Linked DNA regions of Homo sapiens: regions 2 and 3 are each linked to region 1. Evidence: read pairs that join two places in POLR2A ChIA-PET (ENCODE). Cell type or tissue: OCI-LY7. All regions are shown on one strand. Region 1 overlaps SMARCB1 (SWI/SNF related BAF chromatin remodeling complex subunit B1). Region 2 overlaps LOC124905088 (a long non-coding RNA gene). Region 3 has its middle 19 kb from the start of RGL4.

What was found. Peaks named below come from ENCODE experiments on the same cell type or tissue, not always from the same donor. Only the 100,000 strongest peaks of a DNase experiment are listed, where the experiment ranks them.
Region 2: POLR2A ChIA-PET joins it to region 1 with 6 read pairs; 9 of 35 experiments call an interaction of 5 or more read pairs at or near these places.
Region 3: POLR2A ChIA-PET joins it to region 1 with 5 read pairs; 6 of 35 experiments call an interaction of 5 or more read pairs at or near these places.

What each region holds. Positions count from the first base shown.
Region 1 is chr22:23,798,157-23,803,156 of GRCh38, forward strand. SMARCB1 (SWI/SNF related BAF chromatin remodeling complex subunit B1) reads left to right here. Exons shown (of 9, transcript NM_003073.5): 4 at 2,788-2,925. Among named protein-coding and RNA genes, the nearest start is that of SMARCB1, 14 kb to the left of the region's middle. In OCI-LY7, a CTCF peak has its summit at 864; DNase peaks (open chromatin) are centred at 955, 2,315, 2,635, 2,925 and 1 weaker place; H3K4me3 peaks cover 3,000 bases; H3K27ac peaks cover 5,000 bases.
Region 2 is chr22:23,726,715-23,731,714 of GRCh38, forward strand. It overlaps LOC124905088 (a long non-coding RNA gene), which reads right to left. Exons shown (of 2, transcript XR_007068020.1): 2 at 3,016-5,000. Among named protein-coding and RNA genes, the nearest start is that of ZNF70, 22 kb to the right of the region's middle. In OCI-LY7, no CTCF peak of the experiment used is centred here; no DNase peak of the experiment used is centred here.
Region 3 is chr22:23,707,921-23,712,920 of GRCh38, forward strand. It overlaps the pseudogene GUSBP11. Among named protein-coding and RNA genes, the nearest start is that of RGL4, 19 kb to the left of the region's middle. In OCI-LY7, no CTCF peak of the experiment used is centred here; no DNase peak of the experiment used is centred here.

The DNA of each region.
Region 1 (5,000 bases):
AGCTACCTGGAAATCACCCGTGGAAGCTGCAAAGAACACATCTTCTTGGGCCCTTCCTCAGAGGTGGGAAGTCACTCCACCTGGGTGGGGCTCAGGAATGTGCTTCTTAAAATTTTGCATTCTGGGTTTGGGTGTTGTAGCTCACACCTGTACTCTCAGCACTTTGGGAGGCCAAGGTGGGAGGATTGCTTGAGCCCAGGAGTTTGAGACCAGCCTGGGCAACATAGTGAGACCCCACCATCTCTATAAAAATAAAAAAATTTAAAAATTGCACTCTGAGCGGCCAGGATTAGGAACTATGACCCAGATAGGTTGTAGAGGGGACCCCTGTCTTGCTGTCCCCTCTCATAGTCTCTGCCCAAGCTGATTCCATGTTCCCCAAATTGGGTACTACAAAATCCTCCCTACCCCTACCAGCGATCAAGGGGTAGTCCCAGCCTCAGCATCAGACGTGTAAGTGATTCCCACTTTAGAAGGGAAAAGAGTTAAAGGGCCCAGAGTCCAGGCAGGTCTTGGCCATTGCTTCTGCCCTCCCCCACCCTCTGGAAAGGAGAAGGACCTTTGTGCTGTCTTCCCGGGTCCCTCCTTAGAGGGAACTGTCAAACGTTTGTCGGCCGGGCGCGGTGACTGACGCTTGTAATCCCAGCACTTTGGGAGGCCGAGGCGGGCGGATCACAAGGTCAGGAGATCGAGACCATCCTGGCTAACAGGGTGAAACCCCGTCTCTACTAAAAATCAAAAAACTTAGCCGGGCGTGGTGGTGGGCGCCTGTAGTCCCAGCTACTCGGGAGGCTGAGGCAGGAGAATGGCGTGAACCCGGGAGGCAGACCTTGCATTGAGCCCAGATGGCGCCACTGTACTCCAGCCCAGGCGACAGAGCGAGACTCCATCTCAAAAAAAAAAAAAAAAAAAGTTTGTCATGACTTGCTCTGAATGGTTGAATAGTTATTGTGGAAGTGGTTGCGCAGGTGTTGGGGTTACACAGGGAAGTGACACACAGTCGCTGCCTGCTCCTGCTCACAGCCTTGCCAGGGAAAATGGAAAAGCACAGAGCACAACGGGCACCCAAATGCTCTCATCTGTTTCACCCAGCCCTGGAGCCTTAGTTTAAAACAGCTTTTGGTATTTTTTTTTTTTTTTCGAGATAGGATGTTGCTCTCTCGCCCAGGCTGGAGTGCAGTGGTTGATCCCGGCTCACTGCAACCTCCGCCTCCTGGGTTCAAGTGATTCTCATGCTTCAGCCTCCTGAGTAGCTGGATTATAGACGTGTGCCACCACGCCTGGCTAACTTTTGTATTTTTGGTAGGGTTGAGGTTTCACCATGTTGGCCAGGCTGGTTTCGAACTCACCTTTTGGTTTTTTTTTTTTTTTTTGAGATGGAGTTTCGCTCTTGTTGCCCAGGCTGGACTGCAATGGTGTAATCTCGGCTCACTGCAACTTCTGCCTCCTGGGTTCAAGTGATTCTCCTGCCTCTGCCTCCTGAGTAGCTGAGATTACAGGTTCCTGCCATCACACCTGGCTAATTTTTTTTTTTTTTTTTTTTTTTGAGACGGAGTCTTGCTCTGTCTCCCACTCTGGAGTGCAGTGGCGCAATGTTGGCTCACTGCAAGCTCTGCCTCCCGGGTTCACGCCATTCTCCTGCCTCAGCCTCCTGAGTAGCTGGGACTGCAGGCGCCTGCCACCACGCCCGGCTAATTTTTTGTATTTTTAGTAGAGACGGGCTTTCACCATGTTGGCCAGGCTGGTCTTGATCTCCTGACCTCGTGATCTGCCCGCGTCGGCCTCCCAAAGTGCTGGGATTACAGGCGTGAGCCACCGCGCCCGGCTACACCTGGCTAATTTTAGTATTTTTAGTAGAGACAGGGTTTCACCATGTTGGCCAGGCTGGTCTTGATCTCCTGACCTCAGGTGATCCATCCGCCTTGGCCTCCCAAAGTGCTGGGATTACAGGCGTGAGCCACCGCACCTGGCCTGGTTTCGAACTCTTGACCTCAGGTGGTCTGCCCATCTTGACCTTCCAAAGTGCTGGAGCTACAGGCATGAGCCACTGCACCTGGTGCTTTTGGTAAAAGCAACCTGGAATTTGGGAGAAAAGATCAAACGCTTCATGGGACATGGGTTATTTAAATTACCTTGGATGTCACCTCTGGAAGGTATTTATCAACCCATCTTCTCAACTTCTACTGCTGTGGAAGCTGAGAGGCCAGAGGCCTTGCCTAGTCCATCTCAGGATGGCTGGTATGTCTAAAATGACAGCCTGATCATGTCTCTTCCTTCAAAACCCTGGGGACTCCCAGCCACCTGCTGAGTAAAGTCATCTCACGGAGCATGTGAGACCTGTGATCGGTCCCCTCCCTGGGGACCTCCTCCCTGGACTGCCCCTCAGTCTCTCCTCCTTGCTGCTGCCCGTGCCCCTCCCCGCAGTGAACCCTGACTCAGTGTCTAAGGCTGTGCTCTATTATCCACTCCTCTGGGAAGTCTCCCCCTTGTACCACTTCCCCGCATCCAGGAAGTGCTTCCGTGGAGCCATGCCTGGCTCATAGTGCAGTACACCATGGCCGTGCTGTGTCTGGTGCCCCTACGTACCCTTGCCCTTGCCCAGGTGCCTCTAGCATCTGATGACAGCCTGGGGAGCAGGCTCCTGCAAAGTCAGGTGCACAGACAACTCCCATGGGAGCCTCGAGCCTGACAGAGGTACAGTGGGCATCCCTGGAGCATTAGTTGATTCCTGGTGGGCAGGATCAGGCTCCTATACTGACTGGGAGGACTTTTCTTGTATCTCCTCAGGGAACAGAAGGCCAAGAGGAACAGCCAGTGGGTACCCACCCTGCCCAACAGCTCCCACCACTTAGATGCCGTGCCATGCTCCACAACCATCAACAGGAACCGCATGGGCCGAGACAAGAAGAGAACCTTCCCCCTTTGGTGTGGATGCATCGCTGCACTCACCCTCCGTGCTGATTCCGCCTTAGTTCTCCAGCACGTTTCAGTTCCTTCCTCCCCAGAAAAACACTCTGCTTTGACCTTGTGCTCCCCACAACGCCACAGTACCTCCTCGCCTTTGAACTGTTGTGTTTCCCTGACTTCCAGGACATTGTCCATAGCCTCCTTGGCTCTGTCTGCTGTCACCTTGCCATGTCCTCCTCACCTCTCTGGCCCCTCAAGTGGAGTTACTCAGGGCGCGGTCCTTGGGCCCTTTCTCTGCCCTCAGTTTCACATGAGTGGGCCACAGCCAGTCTGATGGTGCAGATGCCATCCACGTGACTCCCACTGTGCCACCATTTCCCAGAGCCTGCTGGAGTAAACCACCACAAACTGGTGGCTTCGAGCAGAGCACATTTCTTCCCTCACAGTTCTGGGGCCCAGGAGCCTGGATTTAGTTTCACTAGACCAGACTCATGTGTGGACAGGGCCATGCTCCCTCCAGAGGCCATCGAGGCGATTCGGTCCTTGCTTCTTCCAGCTTTGGGGGCTGCCACGTTCCAGTCTCAGCCTCTGTGGTCACGTGGCCTTCTCTGCATGAAACTTCCCTGTCTCTCTCTTAGAAGGACACTTGGCGATGTAATTTAGGGCCCTTCTGGTTAATCTCTCAGGATCTTTCACTTAATCGTATCTTCAAAGTCTCCTTTTTTGGCCATATGAGCTGACAGTCACAGGTTTTGGGGATTAAGTTGTAGATGTCTTCGGGGTCTGTTTTTTACCTCTGTGGCCCAGACTTCCTCAGCTGCCCTCACCCCCTCAGCCTCATGCTGCCTGAAGACCTCTCCATCTCGGCGCGTGGAGATCCAGCCCTCTCCTTGCTCAGGCTGTAGGTTTCTTTCCCAAGGCCTGCCTTTTCCTCACACAGCAAGTCCAGTCTCTCCAGGTTCTCCCCTGGGACTGCCTCAGACAGCCCCCCACTGCTCTCCCTGGGGTCTCTAGCAGCCCCTACCTCCCCTCCCTGCTGCCTTCTCAGCTCTGCAGCTGGTGTGGCCTCTGCTCCAGGCAGATCATGTCACCTCTCCACGCAGAATCCTCCAGGCTCCCCATCACCCTCGGAGCAGAAGCAGGAGTTCTCACTGGGGTGCCAGGCCCAACCTGGCCTGGTGCTGCCACCGCTGCACTCTGCCCCACTCACCCTGCCTCAGGCCTGAGAACGTCCTCATTGCTGTCAGACCTCCCAGAGCTCCTGCCCTGCAGTTGCCTCTGCTGAGGTTTAGCCCCGTTCTCCCTCCTCCCCTCTTTCCTTTCCTCCTTCCTTCCTTCCATCATTCCTCCTTCCCTCCCTCCCATCCTACCCCCTCCTCCTTTTCCTTCTGTCTTCCTTCCCTCTATCTCCTCTTCCCATCCCTAGTTGACTGTCCCCTTCTCCCTTAGAGTGGCCACCCCTTTTCTGCAGCATCCCTGCCCCTTTCCCTGTCTGTTTCCCAGCGCATTCATGCCTGGCACTCAGCTCACTTTTCTCTGTCTTCCATCTACCTCCCAAGGTCACTGGGGGCCTTTCGCAGCCCTCTCCATGCTCCCAGACGCCCTTAGGTGTCCTGTGTCCTCCAGCTCCATTTCACCAACCTGCCTGCCGGACTCTTCCCTCTTTATCTTCCCAAAGTACTCCATTGCTTGGAATCCTCCTGGGACTCCCTCAGGGCAGTGGCCAGTTTGCATAGCCTGAGGGAAGAACTGTGGGTGCTTCGACACCCGCTAGCTTTGCAGCATCCCTGACCACTGCTCCTCACGGAATCTGTGCTCTGTGGTCTGTTTGTACGTCCTCAGCAGTTCCTCCATTCACCTGCCTTGGCCTTGCTAGAATATTTCCTCTTCTGGAAATGCCCTTCTCCTTTCCCATAGCCTTCCATGAAAGTCCTGCCAAATTTCAGGCTTAAATATCCCTTCACAGGATGTCTGGGTGTTGTTCCAACACTGCCCAGGTCGATTCTATTGCAGACAGACTGGTGCTTGTTATTTATGGCCCCAACTGTCCCCATTAGACCGTGGCCCCGGGACCCCTGCTAGCCTCGTCTGCT
Region 2 (5,000 bases), 71 kb before region 1:
GCTGGGATTAAAGGCTTGAACCACCATGCCCGGTCTCCTGGTGCACTTGAAATATAATTTAGACTCCTCACAATGGCCAACAAGGCTTTGTATGACCCAGCCCCTGCTGTATGACCCAGCCCTTACTCTCATTCACTGTTTTCCAAACATTCAAGCCACTTTCTGTTCCTCAAAAGCCCATTCCTGCCTTAGAGACTTCACACCCGTAGCTCTTACAATTTCTGCTTCTTTATCATTGAAGCCTCAGCTCAAATGTCACATCCTCAGTAAGCTCCCATCTGCCCACTTTTTAAATTATGGTAACTAACCATGGAAGTTCAGCAAATATTTCTTTCTCCCTCTTTTTAGACACGAAGTGGAATTGCATGTCTTTGACTTTGTCATGTGAGGGGTGACCATGTGACTTTTTTGGTCCATAAAATGTAAAGAGCAATTTTTTCTTTTTTTGAGAGACAGGGAGTGTCTCACTCTGTCACCCAGGCTGGAGTGCAGTGGCACGGTCTCAGCTCACTGCAACCTCTGCCTCCCAGGCTCAAGTAATCCTCCCAACTCAGCCTCCCAAATAGCTAAGATTACAGGCGAATGACACTGCGCTGGGGTAATTTTTTGTATTTTTTGTAGATACGGGTTTTTGCCATGTTGGCCAGGCTGCTCTCGAGCTCCTGAGCTCAAGTGATCTGCCCGCCTTGGCCTCCCAATGTGCCTGGATTACAGATGTGAGCCACCACACCCAGCCTTAAACAGCAAAAAAAAAAAAAAAAAAAAAAAAAAAAAAAAAAATTTGAGGCGGAATCTCACTCTGTCACCCAGGCTGGAGTGCAATAGCGTGATCTTGGCTCACTGCAACCTCTGCCTCCCAGGTTCAAGCAATTCTCCTGCCTCAGTCTCCTGAGTAGCTGGGACTACAGGCATGTGCCACCACATCCAGCTAATTTTTTTATTTTTAGCAGAGATGGGGTTTCACCACATTGGCCAAGCTGATCTTGAATTCCTGACCTCAGGTGATCCACCCACCTCGGCCTCTCAAAGTGCTGAGACTACAGAAGTGAGCCACCACGTCCAGCAGGCAGCAACATTTTTAAGAGCCAATGCCTGATTTTCTGCATCATCCCTTTTTCCTGTCTTGGTGATCACAGAAGCACGTGTCGAAATTGAGCACCTCTCAGTCAGGATCCCTGAGCAACTTATGGAAATCAAAGCCCCCTTTCCAACCAGTGATGGATGTGTAGGATGAATGAGAAATAAACCTTTATTGAGTCAAAAGACTGAGGTTTTGGAGTTGTTACTGCAGCTTAATTAGCCTGTCCTGACTGATACACTATGTGCCAGACCCTCATCTGGGGTCTCTACCCACATTATCTCATCTACTTCTCACAACATCCGAATAAAGTAGCTTGTCCGCTTATAAAGGAATAGCTGAGGCTGAGGCTGGGTCATTTGTCTTTTTTGTCCAAAAGAGACTTGTTTGGCTCATGGTTCTGCAGGCTGTACTAGAAGCATGGCCCCAGCATCTGTTTCTGCTGCAGGATTGGAAGCTTCCACTCATGGCAGAGGCAAAGGAGAGCTGTGTGCAGATCACATGGCAAAGGAGGAAGCGAGAGAGCAGAGGTGCCAAGCTCTTCCAACAACCAGTTCTTACAGTAACTAAGAGTGACAATTGGCCAAGTGTGGTGGCTCACATCTGTAATCCCAGCACTTTGGGAGGCCGAGGCTGGGGGATCACTTGAGGTCAGGAGTTCGAGATCAGCCTGGCCAACATGGCAAAACTCCATCTCTACTAAAAATACAAAAATCAGCCAGGCATGGTGGCAGGTGCCTGTAATCCCAGCTACTTGGGAGACTGAGGCAGAATTGCTTGAACCCAGGAGGTGGAGGTTGCAGTGAGCTGAGATCGCACCACTGCACTCCAGCCTGGGCCACAGAGCCAGACTCTGTCTCAAAAAATTTTGAAAAAGCTGGGCGCAGTGGCTCGTGCCTGTAATTTCAGCACTTTGGAAGGCTGAGGCAAATGGATCGCCTGAGGTCAGGAGTTCAAGACCAGGCTGATCAACATGGTGAAACCCTGTCTCTACTAAAAATACAAAAATTAGCTGGGCCTGGTGGCGGGTGCCTGTAATTCCAGCTACTCGGGCGGCTGAGGCAGGAGAATCGCTTGAACCCCAGAGGTGGAGGTTGTGGTGAGCTGAGATCACACCATTGCAGTCCAGCCTGTGCAACAAGAGCGAAACTTCGTCTCAAAAAAAAAAAAAAAAAAAAGAAAAGAAAAAGAAAGAAAGAAAGCATTTTGTAGTCAGGCTCTCACTATGTTGCCTAGGCTGGCCTTGAACTGTTGGCCTCAAGCAATCCTCCCAGCTCACCCTCCCAAAGTGTTGAGATTATAGGCATGAGCCACCATGCCCGGCCTCAAAGACTTTCAAATTTATGTTTGAAGAAGGAACTGACGGAGTCATGGGTTTTATTATATACTCATATATTGCAAGAAAAGAGAACTGCCAATTTTCATACTCTGGGTATATATGAATGAAATGTATAGTTTTTATTTTTTTTTACTTCATTTTATTTTATTTTATTTTTGAGATGGAGACTCGCTCTGTCACCAAGGCTGAAGTGCAATGGTGCCATCTCGGCTCACTGCAACCTCTGCCTCCTGGGTTGAAGCGATTCTCCTGCCTCAGACTCCTGAGTAGCTGGGACTACAGGCGCCCGCCATCACACCTGGCTAATTTTTTGTATTTTTGGTGGAGACAGGGTTTCACTGTGTTAGCCTGGGTGGTCTCGATCTCCAGACCTCATGATCCGCCCTCCTCGGCCTCCCAAAGTTCTGGGATTACAGGTGTGAGCCACTGTGCCCAGTCAGATTTTTTTAATAGAAATGGGGTGTTGCTACATTGACCAGGCTTGTCTCAAACTCCTGGCCTCAAGTGATCCTCCCGTCTCTGCCTCTCAAAGTGCTAGGATGACAGGTGTGAGCCACCGTGCTCGGCCCATATGTAAATAAATACAAGTGTTTATATCTTTATGTGTACAGAGATGTCATTTGATATTTTAATTGTTACTTTAATATTCTAATAGCAATATCATGACAACAATTATCAAACACAACATCCAATTAGAATAACAGGCATTTCTGATCTCCCACCTCAGCTACCTTTTGTGCGGTTTTTGAGGTTAAAGGTTTTTGGTTTCGGGGTTTTTTTTTTTGCAAGACCTAAAAATAATGTCTGAATTCTGAGTGTCTTCAAAGACCCCTTCCCTTTGTACAAATACTGCCAGGGACAGTTGTTTTATTACTTAAAATAAATGTTATTGAAGTATAGTTTACATACAATACAATGCACTTATTTTAAATGTATAGGTTTTTTTTGAGACAGGGTCTCACTTTAACTGTACAGTTTGATGAGGCTTAGCAAATAGATATATCTGAATACCCACTGCCACTATCAAGATATAGAACTTTCTGCTGGGTGCAGTGGCTCATGCCTGTAATCCCAACTTTGGGAGGCTGAATCGGGAGGATTGCTTGAGGCCAGGACTTTCAGGACAGCCTGGGCAACGTAGGAGCTACCTGGCTACAGTTTTTTTAAAAAATTAGCCAGGCATGGTGGCATGCACCTGTGGTCCCAGCTTCTCAGGAGGCTGAGGCAGGAGGATCACTTGAGCCAGGAGTTGGAGGCAGCAGTGAGCTATGACCACAATACTGCACTTCAGCCTGGGTGACAGGGCAAGATGCTGTCACAAAAAAAAAAAAAAAAAAAAAAATTAAAGCCGGGTGTGATGGCTCACACTTGTATTCCCAACACTTTGAGAAGCCAAGGTGGAAGCATTGTTTGACCCCAGGAGTTCCAGACCAGCCTGGGCAATATAGTGCTATATCATCTCTACAAAGAATATTTAAACATTTAGCCAAGCGTGTTGGCAAAGGCCTGTGGTCCCAGCTACTTGGGAGGCTGAGGTGGAAGGATCACCTAGGCCCAGGTCAGGAAGGCTGTTGTGAATTGAGGCAGCGCCACTGCACTCCAGCCTGAGCAACACAATGAGACCCTGTCTCAAAATAAAAACAAAAACAAATCAACAAAAAAGAACTTTCCCTAGGCCAGTGTGGTGGCTCATACCTGTAATCCCAGCACTTTGGGAGGCCAAGGCAGGCTGATCACCTGAGGTCAGGAGCTCAAGACCAGCCTGGACTACATGGTGAAACCCTGTCTCTACTAAAAATATAAAAATCAGTTGGGTGTCGTGGTGCATGCCTGCAATCCCAGCTACTCAGAGGCTGAGGCAGGAGAATTGCTTGAACCTGGGAGGCAGAGGTTGCAGTGAGCCGAGATCGAGCCACTGCACCCCAGCCTGGGTGATAAAGTGAGATCCTGTCTCAAAAAAAAAAAAAAAAAAAAAAAAAGAACTTTCTCATTACTCCAGGGAGTTCCCTCTGACCCCTCCCAGTCAATCCACCTTCCAGCCCTGACCCAGGCAACCACTGATCTGCTCTGTGTCACTATGGATTAGATTTGGTGTTTCCAGAATTTTATATCAATAGAAGTATACGGGGCGCTCTTTTAGATCTGGCTTCTTCCACACAGCATGTTTTTGAGATTCATCCATTTTCTGCATGTTTTAGTATCTTGTTCCCAAGTATCACTTTTAGCAACAGAAAACAGAACAAATTTCATGAGTATATCAATTACACACCTTATTCAGGCAAGATTCTTTGAATCAATTTTATGACATGAAATGGTGTCTACCACTTTGCAGCTGCTGAAAAGAGACACATCCTCTTTCTTTCTTTCTTTCTTTCTTTTTTTTTGGAGACGGAGTTTCACTCTTGTTGCCCAGGCTAGAGTGCAATGGGACGATCTCGGCTCACCACAACCTCCACCTCCTGGATTCCCGGATTCAAGCGATTCTCCTGCCACAGCCTCCTGAGTAGCTGGGATTACAGGCGTGTGCCACCACGCCCAGATAATTTTTGCATTTTTAGTAGAGACAGGGTTTCACCATGTTGA
Region 3 (5,000 bases), 90 kb before region 1:
AAAATGAATTAAAGACCTAAACTCAATCTTGAAACTGTAAAGGTCCTATAAGAAAATAGAGAGCGGGTGTATATTTTAGGAAACCTGTATCTATGCAAACAGGCTGCAAAAGGCAAAAAAGCATCATAACACTAAAAAAAAAACACCCACAGACAATGCAAGGCATGGCTGTGCGTGTGTGTGCGTGTGTGCGTGCGTGCACACACGCATGTTTCTGTGTTTTGTGGAAGTGGGGTGTTAAACACAAAAATCACTGCTAACATATGCAACTATAACCATATGAGACTAGGGACACTTTGCAACTTCTACAGGGAAAAGAAAACAATGAAACAAACAAAGGCATCCTAAAGACTGAGAGAAACTCTAAAAAATCCTACCCCTGAAAGAGGTTGTTATCTACTACATACAGTAAACTAATATGACTAAGTGTAAAACAACAACAACAACAACAACAACAAATATCCAAGGTAAGAGGATCTAAATAGACCTGAGTGAAAAGGTGGCAGGAAATTGACTCACAGGTGACAGTTTCTCAATATCACTAATCCTCACAAAAATGTGAATCAAAACCATACTCGGTTACCATCTAATTCCACTTAGAATGAGTATTACAAAAGACAAAAATCAAAATTGTTGAAGGCAATGATCAGTGTAGACTTGCAGGAAGAAAAAAATCTTCTACACTCTTTGTGGAATGAAAATTACTATACACTCTATAAAAAACTTTTGGAAGCTCCTTAAAAAAGTAAAAGGTAGGCTGGGCGCAGTGGCACACACCTGTAATCTCAGTACTTTGGGAGGCCGAGGCAGGTGGATCACCTGAGGTCAAGAGTTCGAGACCAGCCTCACCAACATGGTGAAATCCCGTCTCTACTAAAAATACAAAAATTAGCCAGGCGTGATGGCAGGTGCCTGTATTCCCAGCAACTCGGGAGGCTGAGGCAGGAGAATCGCTTGAACGTGGGAGGCGGAGGTTGCATTGAGCCGAAATCGCGCCACTGCACTCCAGCCTGGGCAACAAGAGCAAGACTCTGTCTTTAAAAAACAAAACAAAACAAAACTAAACTAAAGGTTAAAGTACAACTGCCACTCCAGCTAACAATCCCACCACTGGGTACATGTTTAGAGAAAATGAAATCCCTGTGTTATCTGCCTTTTCATGTGTCCTGAAGTACTAGTCACAATAGCCAAGATGTGGAATCAACCTACCTGTCTATCCACAGATGAAGGGATAAAGGAACCACAGTATATATACACAAGGAAACACACTTCAGCTCTAACACTTTGGGAAATCATGTCATCTGCAACCACTTGGAGAAATCTGGAAGACAATTAGGTGAAATGAAATGAGTCTGCTAGGGAGACCCACACTGCATGACATCAGGCATATGGAATCCAAAACACATTGTCTCCTAGAAGCAGAACTTCCAATAGGGGTTACTACAGGCTGGGGAGAGCAGGGAGCCTGGGCAGGGATGGGTAACGGGTACAGAGTGATGCTCAGATACGAGGAATCCATTCTGGTGTTCTGTTACACAGCAGGGTGACTAGGTGACTAGGGTCAACAGAATCTACAAAAATTTTTCAAAATCAGCTGGAAAATACGGTTCTGAATATTCTCTCCACAGAGAAGTAACAATGATGGAAGGTCACAGAGATGCCAGATATGATGATTTGATCATGATGCTACATATACATGTCAAAATGTCCCTTGCACTCTTACGGTTGTGTGTGTTTGTGTGTGTGTGTATATATATATACACATACACACACACATACTCTACAGAAACAAAACTGCCATCAAATGTTGGTAGTATTCATTCTAACTGCAGTGAGATGAAATCTTCAGTGTGATTTTCACTTACGCTTTTGTGTGAATCAGCGATGGTGAGAATCTTCTCTTCTACCTGTGCCTCCACCTCACGTCTTCAGGTCCTCCATCCAGTCCTAACAACAAATTAAAAACAAATTCACAATAACTTAGCAAGTACCACTTATCATACACACACAAAAATCAAAAACACACTCAAGATTCCATCTCACTCTACATGCAATGGATGCTACAAGAAAAAAGTTGAAACATTAAAGCACAAAAAAATCAAGGTGTGGATTTCCAGAGGAGGAACTTGTCTCCACAGTTGCTGGGAAACGGTGAACTAGTACGCACACTAAAGAAACCACTTGGGTGTTCCTTGAAATCCTAAAACTTCAACTACCGTTTTCTCCAGCAATTCTATTCCTAGGTATATACACAGAGCACGTGATCAGGACATGGAAGAGATTATCTGTCATCCCAGGTGGAATTCAGCCCTATGCCCAAAAGCCAAGATAAGAAATCAGCCTACCTGTCCATCCACAGATGAAGGGATGAAGAATCTCTAGTATACAGACACAATGGGATACTTTTGGGCCATCAAAATTCATGGAATCCTATCATTTCCAGCAACATGGCTACACCTGGAGATACTATGTTCAATCAAATCAGAAAGGCAGACTAAGACCAAGCCTGCATGTTCTCACTCATGTAGGAGCTGAAAAATTTAACTGACTGAAGGTGGAAATACAGCAGTGGTCACCACAGGCTAGCTGGAGGAGAGGATATCAAGGATTGGCAATAGGTACACAATAGGTACACAGAGAGTTACAGGAGAGGAATACATTCTGGTATTCCACTCCAAAGCACGGCGACGATACTTAACAACATGATCATGCCATTTTCAAAACAGCTACCAAGGAGGATACTGAATGTTCACACATCGAGGATATAAAACCTATACGTGGTCACAAGCATGGGAAACTCCCTGATTTTATCCATACTCAAGGTATACAAACAAGTATCACAATGTCCCAATGCACCCCTAATTCTGGACATGAAGTATGAAACAAACGTTTTATGAAATGTTAACGATACATGGCTAAAAATTCACATGGAACCACCAAAGACCCAAAGAACCTGAATATGCAAAGCAATCCTAGGGAATACAAACTCAATTGGAGGCCGCACAATCCCCAGTTTCAAATTACAAGTAAAACCTCCACTCATCCAAAGACTACAGTAGTGGCATAAAAATGAATCCACGAACCTAGGGACGTAAGAGAACCTAAACACACACCTGTACGCAGTCAACACATTTTTTTCAAAGAACACCTAGAAGATGCAATGAGGCCGGGTGCTGTGGCTCACACCTGTACTCCCAGTGCTTTCGGAGACCAAGTCGGGTGGATCACTTGAGGTCAGGAGTTTCAGACCAGCTTTGCCAAAATCGTGAAATCCTATCTCTAGTAAAAATACATGCAAAACCAGGTAACCCAGCCAAAGTTGGGCAATGAACCCGAAGAGACATTTCTCAAAAGTCCCAGCTACTCGGGAAGCTGAGGTGGGAGAATCACCTGAGCCCCGGGAGGTCAAGGATGTAGTGAGCTGAGATTGCACCACTGCCCTCCAGCTTGAGCAACCAGAGCCAGACACTATCTCAAAAAAAAGGAAAAAAGGAGAAAGAAATAAACTACACAGAGAAAGACAAACATCACATTTTCTCACTCAGGAGGAATCCACAAAACTTTATTTCATAGAACTAGTAAGCATAACTGTTCTTACCACGGGTGGGGGTTGAAAGGTGGGGCATAGTCAGAGATTGGAAACGGCATAAAGTTACATACTCCGTGAGAGGAATGAAACCTGTAGTTCTATTCCACAGCAGCAGGGTGACTAGGTCTAACATTATCAGAGCGTACTTTTCAAGAAAGCTAGAAAAAGAGGATACTGAATGTCTTCACCTCAAAGGAATAATAACTCTATGAGGCAAGAGAGATGCTAAATACCCTGATTTCATCATTACACAATGTACGCATGGACCAAAGTGTCTCATTCTACCTTCTGGTAGTACACCTTTACCATAGGGTAAATTTTTATAAAGAAATTTAAGGAAACAGGCTGAGCATGGTGGCTCATGCCTGTAATCCCAGCATTTTCAGAGGCTGAGGTAGGTGCATCACTTGAGGCCAGGAGTTCGAGATCAGCCTGGTCAACATGGTGAAACCCCATCTCTACTAAAAATACAAAAATTAGCCAGGCATGGTGGCACACGCCTGTAATCCCAGCTACTTTAGGGAGACTGAGGCAGGAGAATTACTTGAACCTGGGAGGCGGAGGTTTCAGTGAGCCAAGATCGTACCACTGCACCACTCCATCCTGGGTGACAGCACAAGACTCTGTCTCAAAAAAACAAAAAACAAACATAAAAAAAAACGTGTATTTGGCCAGGGGCAGTGGTCATACTTGTAATCCCAACACACCACCACAGGGAGGCTGAAGAGGGAGGATCACTTCAGCCCAGTAGTTCAAGACCAGCCTGGGTAACATAGAGAAACCACATCTTCCCTAAAAAATAACAAAAATTAGCTGGGCGTGGTGGTGTGTGCCTGCAGTCCCATCAGCCCCAAGTACTTGGGAGGCTGAAGTGGGAGGATTGCTTGAGCCAGGAGTTTGGGGCGGCAACGAGCTACGATCTTGACGCAGGGTAGGTAGTCAAGGAAGTGACCGTGTCCTTCGGACGTGCCAACCACGGCGCTGAGACATCTGATGTGTGAACAAGCATGTACAGCTACAGCCCATGTGCACCCAGAGGATGACCCAGAACGTGCTTAGAGTAACACCTCTTCCAACTCCTTAGGAATTCATCATGGAAGACTCCCAGAAAGGGAGTTTCCCCAGTAATAATCAGCGCTCTCTCATCCTTAGGAGCAGACTGCCCTGAATCCTCTCTCAGGGTGAACCGTGTATTTTGGACTTCACGATCTTTTTTTAGATGGGGTCTCGCTCTGTCACCCAGGCTGTCTCAGCCTCCCGAGTACCTGGGATTATATAATGGAGTGTTGCAATCTCAGCTCACTGCAACCTCCACCTCCCAGGTTCAAGCAGTTCTCCCATCTCAACCTCCCTAGTAGCTGGGATTACAGGCATAAGCCACTGCACCCAGGCTATTCTGCACTTAACTTGC